2 separate regions of the Homo sapiens genome follow, and region 2 is linked to region 1. Evidence: chromatin contacts called from ENCODE Hi-C or POLR2A ChIA-PET data. All regions are on one chromosome and are shown on one strand. The core of a region is the stretch at or near the end of the contact, and the rest is flanking DNA. Distances in the headings are between cores, read along the strand shown.

Region 1 (4,829 bases), core at 934-3,433:
AGTTACTTGCAAGCACTTACAATCTTCAAGTGTTATGTCTTCAGGGCAGTTCATGGAAAGAATGGAAAGAATGAAAAAAACTCTGACAAGTATATAGTTTCTAATAATTTTGAGTTCATAGCATTGGACTGAATTTCCAAAACTATAATAGCACAAAACTGATGGGCTTGTGCTAAGCAAGTTCACAGCAGGAATTAATTACATGGAGCTGGGCACGGTGGCTCATGAATGTAATGTCAGCACTTTGGGAGACTGAGGCAGGAGGATGGCTTGAACACAGGAGCTTGAGGCTGCAGTGAGCTATGATCGTGCCACTGCACTCCGGCCTGGTGACTGAAACATACATACATACATACAAGCATACATATATAAAACATGTGCCTACCATATGTTTCAGCCATTCCACCTCTGGATTTATCTAAGAGATGTGTCTAAGAGAATGAAAGACTAAGTCTTTGCAAAGACTTTTATATGAATTTTTATAGCACATTTATGTATCACAACCAAAAATTGTAAACAACCCAAATGTCTATCAACAGATGAATGAATCCAAAAGATACATAGTTGAGCTATACTATATATCTCAACCAAATACTACTCTCAATAAAAAGAAATAAACTATGAATACCTACAACTTGGATAAATCTCAAAATATTTATACTGAGAGAAAAAAGTCAGACGAAAAAAGGACACACTGTATTATTCCATTTCTATCTCTTAAAAATTCAAAATAATCTGCAGTGACTGAAAGAAGATCAGTGGTTGTCCGGGGCCACTCTCAGTACCAATTTACTGTATGAGTCTGTTCTCACACTGCTAATAAAGACATACCCGAGACTGGGTAATTTATAAAGGAAAGAGAGTTAATTGACTCACACTTACCACAGAGTCCCCACAGGGGCAGCACCTAGTGGAGCTGTGAGAAGAGGGCCACCGTCCTCCAGACCCCAGAATGGTCGATCCACGGACAGCTTGCACTAAGTGCCTGGAAAAGCCACAGACACTCAACGCCAGCTGTGAAAGCAGCCAGGAGTGGGGCTGTACCCAGCAAAGCCACAAGGGTGGAGCTATCCAAGGCCATGGCAGCCCACCTCTGGCATCAGTGTGACCTAGATGTGAGACATGGAGTCAAAGGAGATCATTTTGGAGCTTTAAGATTTAATGACTGCCCTATGGATTTTGGACTTGCATGGGGCCTGTAGCCCCTTTGTTTTAGCCAACCTCTCCCATTTGGAATGGCTATATTTACCCAGTGCCTGTTCCCCCATTGTATCTAGGAGGTAACTAATTTGCTTTTGATTTTATAGTCTCATAGGCAGAAGGGACTTGCTTTGTCTCAAATGAGACTTCGGACTTGGACTTTTGGGTTAATGCTGGAATGAATTAAGACTTTGGGGGACTGTTGGAAAGGCATGGCTGTGTTTTGAAATGTGAGGACGTGAGATTTGGGTAGGGTGGAATGATATGGTTTGGCTGTGTCTCTACCAAAATCTCATCTTGAATTGTGGCTCCCGTAGTCCCCACATGTTGTGGGAGGGATCCGGTGGGAGGTAAATGACTCAGGGGTCGGTTCCCCCCATGCTGTTCTCGTGACAGTGAGTTCTCATGAGATCTGATGGTCTTATAAGGGCCTTTTCCCCCTTTTGCTCGGCACTTCTCCTTCCTGTCAACCATATAAAGAATGACATGTTTACTTCCCCTTCAGCCATGATTATAAGTTTCAAGAGGCCTCCCCGGCCATGCCAAACTGTGAGTCAGTTAAACCTCTTTCCTTTATAAATTACCCAGTCTTGGGTATGTTTTTATTAGCAGTCTGAGAGTAGACTAATACAGGAACGCAGTGGCACAATCATGGCTCACTGCAGCCTTGATCTTCTGGCCTCAAGAAATCTTTCTGCCTCAGCCTCCCGAGTAGGTGGGACTACAGGAATGCACCACCACGCCCGGCAAATTCGAAAGAAAAATGTTTGTAGAGACTGTGTCTCACTGTGTTGCTAAGGCTGGTCTCAAACTCCTGGGCTCACGTGATCCTCCCGTCTTGGCCTCCCAAAGTGCTAGAATTACAGGCATGAGTCACTGTGCCCAAGCCTATTTATTTATTATTTTAGAGACAGGGTCTCACTCTATTGCCTGGGCTAGTGTGTAGCAGCACAATCATAGCTCACTGCAAACTAGAACTCTTGGGCTCCAGGGATCCTCCAGCCTCAGCCTCCTAACCAGCTAGGAATTGGCGTGTGGCACCATGCCCAGCTAAGTTGTAAATTTTCTGTAGAGACAAGGTTTTGCTACGTTGCCCAGGCTGGTCTCCAACTCCTGGCCTCAAGTGATCCTCCCACCTCGGCCTCCCAAAACTTTGGGATTACAGGCATGAGCCTGGCCAAATTATACATTTTAAATATGTGTGGTTTATTTTATGTCAGTCAGACCTCAATAAGGCTGTTTAAAAAACGAAAGGGCAGCTAAAGTTTTCAACCGATAATTAACAATGTGTTTTTTTCAAGTGACACACATTTTCCCAAACTTTTGGTTTTTTGAAAGACTCTTACTGAGCAGCTAAAAACAACCAGTTAATGAACTGCCTGTCTTTAAGAAACTACTGTCATCTGACTTATCCAAGGCTATTTTCAACTTAGGGAAAGGGAAGCTTATTTTTGTAAGAAAATAATTGCTCCTCCACCTGCACTCAATTCATTCTCGAGCAAAATTAACCTGCTGAGAATAAGGGTGTTATTTTACGTGCCTAAATTGCTTGCCCATGGAATTCTTGAAATAAATTATTTTCACTGGGACTGGGCATCCTTTTAATTCTAGATCACTAATTTAACATCCGCTCATCTGTTGGTCTTGAATATCAGCAACCAGTGAGTCCGACTCATCCCAAACGACAGCAGATGGCCAGGCTCCTCCCCCTGCATCCAGACTCACTTCCTCCTGGTGAAGTTGGCTCTCCAGCATCCCTTCCAGTACTGGGCTCCCAGAAGGATGCCTCTGAGAGGCTTCCACGCACATGAGTGTTAATTTCATGTGTCAACTTGAGTGGGCCACAGGGTGCCCGGATTAAAGATTGTTTCTGTGAATGTCTGTCCTCTGTCATTATTTGGAAAAGCTGGAGGAACACAGGCTGCAGATTAATGAAGACCAGGACACAGCAAGACACTGATTCTGCAGCACCTGCTGTAAAATGATTCACTCCAGGAAGCACAGGATCAGTGCAAATAAGTGCTGTTAATAATTAACTACTTTGCAGATGAGAGCTGGCCAGTTATAAGCTCCTCCCCTGTGGATCAATCAATAAGCAATGGAAATAAAGCATCCCTAAAATTATATCTATAGGAGAACACCGTTTCATTTTATTTTATTTAGAGCTTTTCAAAAGTACATTTTTTTGTAAAAGATAACCTCTCTGTGTCTTCTTTTAAGTGCTTGATTAGTGAAGTATGAAAATATCAACTATGTCAGGAAAGCAAGATCACAGAAGCGGATTATCCCACTTGCATGCAAAACCAAGGACAACAATTAGAGAAGAATATGCCTCATTATGTCCAGGTGACACCCATGCAATGCAGGGCTTCTCAGTCTCCAATGGGCACATGAATCCCCCAGGATCTTGTCAAAATGCAGATCCTTGCCTCAGTGGATCTGGGCAGGGCCTGGGACTCTGCATTTCTTCAAGGCACCGAGTGAGGCTGATGCTGTTATTCCACTGACCCGACAAAGACTTACGAAAATGAGGAATCCTGGGCAAAGAGCTTTCCAACCTAAGGTGCACCGTGCAGCGCGGGCTTCCAGGACTCAGGATGTTCCCTGCTACAGATGGCAGGTTTGAGTCCCCCAAAATGTATATGTTAAAACTTAGCCCTTAGAATGTATGTGTTTGAGTCCCCCATGTATATGTTAAAACCTAGTCCTTAATTTGATGGTATTTGAAGGTGGGTCCTTGGGAGGTGATTAGGGCATGAGGGTGGAGCCTCACGAGTGGGATTAGTGCCCTTCTAAGAAGAGACACTCACTCGAAGTTCTGCCTCTCTCTCTCTCTCCACCATGTGAGGACACAGAGTGAAGGTGGCTGTCTGCAGGCCGGGAAGAGGGCCCTTGCCAGACGCCAGATCTACTGGCGCCTCAATCTTGTATTCCCAGCTTCCAGAACTGTCAGAAATAAATGTCTATTATTTATACGTGACCCAGTCTGTGGTCATTTCATTACAGTATTAGGAACAGACCAAGATATTCCCTTTCCAACAATCTGAGCTATCCTTCACTTCTTCCCATCACCTGAAATACAAAGGGTTATCACTCAGCCTATGATGCTAGAAACCGCAGACGCTCTACCTTCGGGTTTAGGAGTGCCATGAGCTAAAAGCTCCGGCCTGCTAATGGCAGAGGGTAATTGTGGCTTCCATGACTGGGTTCAGGAAATGAGTGCCACTGGGGACCTGTGACTGCAGGGAAAGGTAAGGAAATGCACTTCATTCTATTAAACCTCCCGGCTGAAGCGTTTGTCTGTGGAATGCTAGTGAGGATGCAGGACACACATTAAACAGCATCAAGACTTGCTTCTAGACGATTTTCTCCTTGAAGCCTAGACTTTAAACAGCCCTGATGTTTCAGGTGAAGGATCTCTGGGGAGCACCAGCAGCCCTGTGGAGCCCTCATGATGAAGTCAGCACAACACAGGGGGGCGGGGCGGGGGTGTTGTGTCTGCCTGGCACAGCCTGGTGGCTTCGTGGAGAGACAATGTTTAACAGCCAGTAGCATAGTAATCCAATATTCTCCACTCCTCTATAGAATACCTGCCAATAATGACAACATGTGAACAAAGAATTCCCCTT
Region 2 (4,829 bases), core at 2,330-4,829, 48 kb after region 1:
CTGGTGGCATCCTTACGTTTTTCAAGCATCTGCTCCAATGTCATCCACTCTCCTACCTGGAGCACCACTGGCTGCTCGACCCTGTCCTGAGCACCCCACCCCAGGCAGGTGGGGCAGCCAGCAGGGTGGCCCCCCACCAGCCCAGGGGCCTTCCTGCCCACCCTTCTGCGGCTAGGGGCTGGCTTCAGGCCATCTGCCTCTGTGTCCAGCCACAGGGGCCTCAAGATATATTAAAGTGAGCTTCGCTAGCTCAATGAATGAAGGCTTTGAAAGTTCTTGTGACGACAGCTGAACACTCCCTGTGAAATAACAATTTTAAATGAAGTTGTCATTCACCAAATATTTTTAAAAGAAAAACACATGGGGCTGGGTGTGGTGGCTCACACCTGTAATCCCAGCACTTTGGGAGGCCAAGGCGGGCAGATCACCTGAGGTCAAGAGTTCGAGACCAGCCTGGCCAACATGGTGAAACCCCGCCTCTATGAAAAATACAAAATTAGCTGGGCATGGTGGTGCACACCTGTAATCCCAGCTACTCGGGAGTCTGAGGCAGGAGAATTGCTTGAATCTGGGAGGCAGAGGTTGCAGTGAGCTGAGATGGCACCACCGCACTCCAGCCTGGGTGACAAGAGTGAAACTCCATCCCCCCGGCCAAAAAAAAGAAAAAGAAAAAAAAAACCCAACATGTATTGGTGACAACCGGGGCTCTGAAATAACTTCCTTATGAATTCTGCAGCTGTTTTGTAGTGGAGGTGAAGGTCAATTGAACGATTTCTTTGAGGAAGACCACAGTAGAACATACCAGTAGGAAAAAAAAAACAATAAGCAATCATGAAAGAATATTTAAAGTTAAATCTGTCATATTTACTTTTCAAAAGTGACACACGTATCACTGGCTGATAGAACACACCTCGAGATTTAACTCTTTGTTTTCATGCTGGACGTAATAAACGTCCTTAATTTTGCAATATGAAAACAGCATTGCCATGAATCTTCCCTGTTCCTCAAGGTTATTTTCTGGGTCTAAGGCTTGTTCTCATTGTTGCATTTGTCTTTTGTCAAGGTCTCATCATGGGTTTACTATCCTGCAGGGAATTTTAGATTAAGCAGCTGGCCATAAATTAATGGTCACATGAGGAAGAGCAAGGAAGGATTACCTCAACACAAGTCACAACAGCTCTCATAGAAACATGCTCCAGTTTACCTCATTTTGCAGGTGTGAGAACAGTTTTGTTTTGTTTTTTGAGATAAGAGTTTTGCTCTTGTTTCCCAGACTGGAGTGCAATGGCACAATCTCGGCTCACTGCAATCTCCGCCTCCTGGGTTCAAGCTATTCTGCTTCCTCAGCCTCCGGAGCAGCTGGGATTACAGGCATGCGCCACCACGCCTGGCTAATTTTGTATTTTTCCTAGAGATGGGGTTTCTCCATGTTGGTCAGGATGGTCTCGAACTCCCAACCTCAGGTGATCCACCCGCCTCGGACTCCCCAAGTTCTGGGATTACAAGCGTGAGCCACAGTGCCTGGCTGAGAACAGTTTTATAAGTAACTACTGATTCCCAACTCAGGTATTTTTACCCCACTCTTTTCCCCCATTGGGTGGCTGACCTGGATCTATATTATCTTTGTGCCAGTATACCAACTTTATGCCAAATGCCATACATTCTTTGAGGGAACCTGGAGCAGCTCCTTGAGTGAGGTGGGATTTGAGTTTAGGATTAGAGGGTGGGGAAGGTGGACAGGCATTAACACTAGAGCAAGGTTCCCCAGGCTTTGAGGGAAGACTGGACGTAGTTGGGAGGGTGTGATGCTCTCACTGCGTGGCCACGAGATGAAGGTGGGGCATGTGGAGAAGCCAGGTACAGGCAGTAAGGGTCTAATGGAAGAGGGGCCACAGGGTTGGGAGAGGGGACATGATGCTTAAGTGAGAATGTCCCTCTTGTGTCCCTGAAACCTGAGCCCTGCAGATGCTTCCTGAAGGATGGAAGAGTCTACACTGTGGGTCAGGGCTCCCCAGTGGCCGCAGATGGGATGAAGCCACCACCAGAAAGAGCCCAACTGAGTGTGGGGTGGGGTGGGCCCTGCAGGATGTCACATGAAGAGCCCATGAGATGGGAGAGAGGAGCATACGTCGGGCGGGGTGAGACATGACCCAGGCATGCACTCCCCAAACCTTCAGACACGGCTTACTGCATGGTGGAGGAATGGAGAACATGCATTTTACTCTGATTTTCTCTAAGGAATAAATTTTATTTTAAAATCACAGAGAAGGAAAAAATCAAATGGAGTATCAAACCTTAATTTAAGAAATCCATCTGCTTCATCAAAAATTTGCTGTGAGCTTTTAAGAATAAACAGGGCAAATTTACTTTATTCAAGAATGATATTCTTTTTGTAAAGCCTATCTTCAAAGTAATACATTATTCAATTTCTGCTTTAAACCCTTCGTTTTTATTCATTTTCCTTTTCTTCTTGAGAAAATCTCAAACTCACTCATGGTTCCATATATGTACTACGTGCCTGAGAACAGTGCTGTTCCCCACAGACGGGCTGGGAAGGCAGGAAGACAACCCCACTCCTGCATTTAATCTCTCGTCTCCAGCAACATACTGTAACTTAAGCACGGGAAGATCCTAAAACACATGACAGGTGAGGAAGGGACTGGAGACACCTAGTCCTGTTTCCCACAACCTTCATTTTCAGTTCCACCTTGGACCGCTGCTGCCTGGGTCACCCATGAAGAAGTGGCCTGCCCTGGTAGTCACAGGTTCCAAGTCGCCCAAGCTGGAGAGCTACAAGCACTTCCAGAAAATCTGGGACATGCATGGTGAACCATCCAAACGGGAAGAAGGTCATTACAAAAAAAAAAAAAATGACGGAACGTCCATAGTGGAACCTAGTCTTACACATTAGGCTCATCACCTAGCAACTAGAACCCTTGCTGAGGGTTTCCACATCACTTCCTGATCACTCCCAGTGACCCACAGTGGGGACGTGTTGGGGAGATGATGGATGCGGGGCTAGAGCAGGAAAACCATTCTCATGCTCCTCATTTCCCCCCAGACCTTCTAATAAGATCTGCTGTCAGAAAGCCCAAGGGCCTGGCTTAAGATCCCCTAACGTTCCCTGTCCCTGGTCACCCGAGAGGGCAGAGCCCACAGGGAGGACAGCTCTGTGAGTCACCTACCGGGACCAAGCCCTAGGTACCTGCACCGCTCAGCTGTCACCACTGCTTATCAGCAGTTCCAGCCCAGCCCGAGGTTCTTATGGTTCCTTTAAATCTGAGGATGTCCTAGGAATGGGCATCATGTGTTTAGTTGCTTATTTTCCAAGTGTAGCAGTGCCACTGGGACTCTGGGCACGGGGACTGTTTTGCAAAAGTTGAAAACACACACGGGTAAAAGCCGGTCAAAGAAAGCAGTAGCCAAACTAAAGTCAGGTTATATATCCACCAGGGCTTTACCTCATACCTGCCTACAAAAGGCACAAGATCAACAAGGCCTGTTTGTACCACGGTCTGAAAAACGAGCCAGCACCGCCCTGGGCAGGACGAGGAGCCCAGGGCTGCCCAGGTTCTAAAAGTAAAAGCCTCCCACGGAAAATAGCACGCCAGGGATTCCAACACGAGGAATCGAGGTGGTTAGTGACTCATTTTCAGAGCCAGGAAGGTGAGGTGCAGCCAAGACCCAAGCACCATCAACTACGTCTGACAGCTAAGAGGAGGGCAGCCGAGATCCTCAGGTGTAACCACAGCCTTACAAAGGCACACAAAGCCAGGACGGTCTGATCTGAGAGTCAGCAGAAGCCTAGCTTTACATATAATGAAGCTGGGGCTGGAAGGAGGCGGGAGGATCATGTTACATGGCGGGGTCTCCCCCAGATGACCTTAAGGGCAGCTTGGCAGGAATTTTACTTCCTTGCATTGATTAAAGCCCATGAACAGCCTTAAGTCCCCAGACAAAATAGCAAAACAGGTCCTGGACGATTCAGCGCGAGGTGGGACACAACAGGGAGGGAGAAGTCAGTATCCAGGGGCACTGCCCGGACCCAGAAGGCGGAGGCTGGGATGTCCCCAGCAGAAACGGACTTCCCTGGACTCCAGCAGGCTCTCTGCGGATAAGGGATTGGAGTGAGTGAGAGGAAAGAGGAGGACAGAGGCAAACTTTTCTTTCTGCCCAGTTCTAGGCCATCAAGGGAGTGAAGGATCCCCAAAGACATAAGGCAGAGCTGGGAGAAGAAAGGAGAGGAGGAAACAAAAAAAGGAACAAGAAGTAAGGATGAGGAGACAAAACAAATGGCATGGAACATGCTAGAAGCCTTCCAATGACTTCCCCATGTGGAAACTGCACACCCGGGCATCCCTCCCGGCTTTCTGTGGATGGGCCCATCCAACGCAGCTCTTGTTAGAGGAGTGCACACTCCCCTCTACTATTTGGTAAGTGTTTGTAGCAAGACCAGTGCATAGGTGGGACGTGATCTGAAAGTTTACAAGAAGGAAGTGAAAAACCACTTGTGAGATTGTGGGGAGAAAACGCTGGGAGCCCAGAGACACCACAGGCGTCAAGAGTCCAGGGACCATGCATGGTGGTTTATCAGTGGCAAGGAGACCAAGGTTTGACCCAGCCTGACCTCGTAGCACTTCCTCGTCCAGATGGATGTGGGCTTGTCCTCCCATCACGCACCTGTCCAAGCTGGCTGCACCTGCATGGACTGCTCTCCACTCTGCAAGGGCCAACACAGCTCACACCCACCCCGATGCCAGAGGAAACCGAGGCACACGGCTGGAAGCTGCCAGTGGGCAAAGCGCTCCAGCCCCAGCTGGTGCAGAAGC

Evidence for each region. A loop is a pair of places that touch in the nucleus more often than their neighbours do. ChIA-PET counts read pairs that join two places held with the same protein, here RNA polymerase II (POLR2A). Pooled maps may share reads with other maps.
Region 2: a pooled map shows a loop between it and region 1 (2.3-fold over the local background). The contact joins two enhancer-like sites. A Hi-C loop is called at or near these places in 1 of 168 maps with a recorded cell type or tissue (CD4-positive, alpha-beta memory T cell) and 2 of 50 pooled maps. POLR2A ChIA-PET finds 5 or more read pairs at or near these places in 3 of 52 experiments (HEK293, OCI-LY7 and activated CD4-positive, alpha-beta T cell).

What each region holds. Positions count from the first base shown.
Region 1 is chr15:25,760,493-25,765,321 of GRCh38, forward strand. The region is part of intron 2 of ATP10A (ATPase phospholipid transporting 10A (putative)); the gene reads right to left. Among named protein-coding and RNA genes, the nearest start is that of MIR4715, 86 kb to the right of the region's middle. Within about 2 kb of position 2,184, at least 2 of the 41 ENCODE cell types and tissues checked have a DNase peak (open chromatin) inside an H3K27ac peak, as active enhancers do.
Region 2 is chr15:25,807,157-25,811,985 of GRCh38, forward strand. All of the region lies in intron 1 of ATP10A (ATPase phospholipid transporting 10A (putative)), which reads right to left. Among named protein-coding and RNA genes, the nearest start is that of MIR4715, 39 kb to the right of the region's middle. RefSeq lists an enhancer at 4,269-4,769. Within about 2 kb of position 3,580, at least 3 of the 41 ENCODE cell types and tissues checked have a DNase peak (open chromatin) inside an H3K27ac peak, as active enhancers do.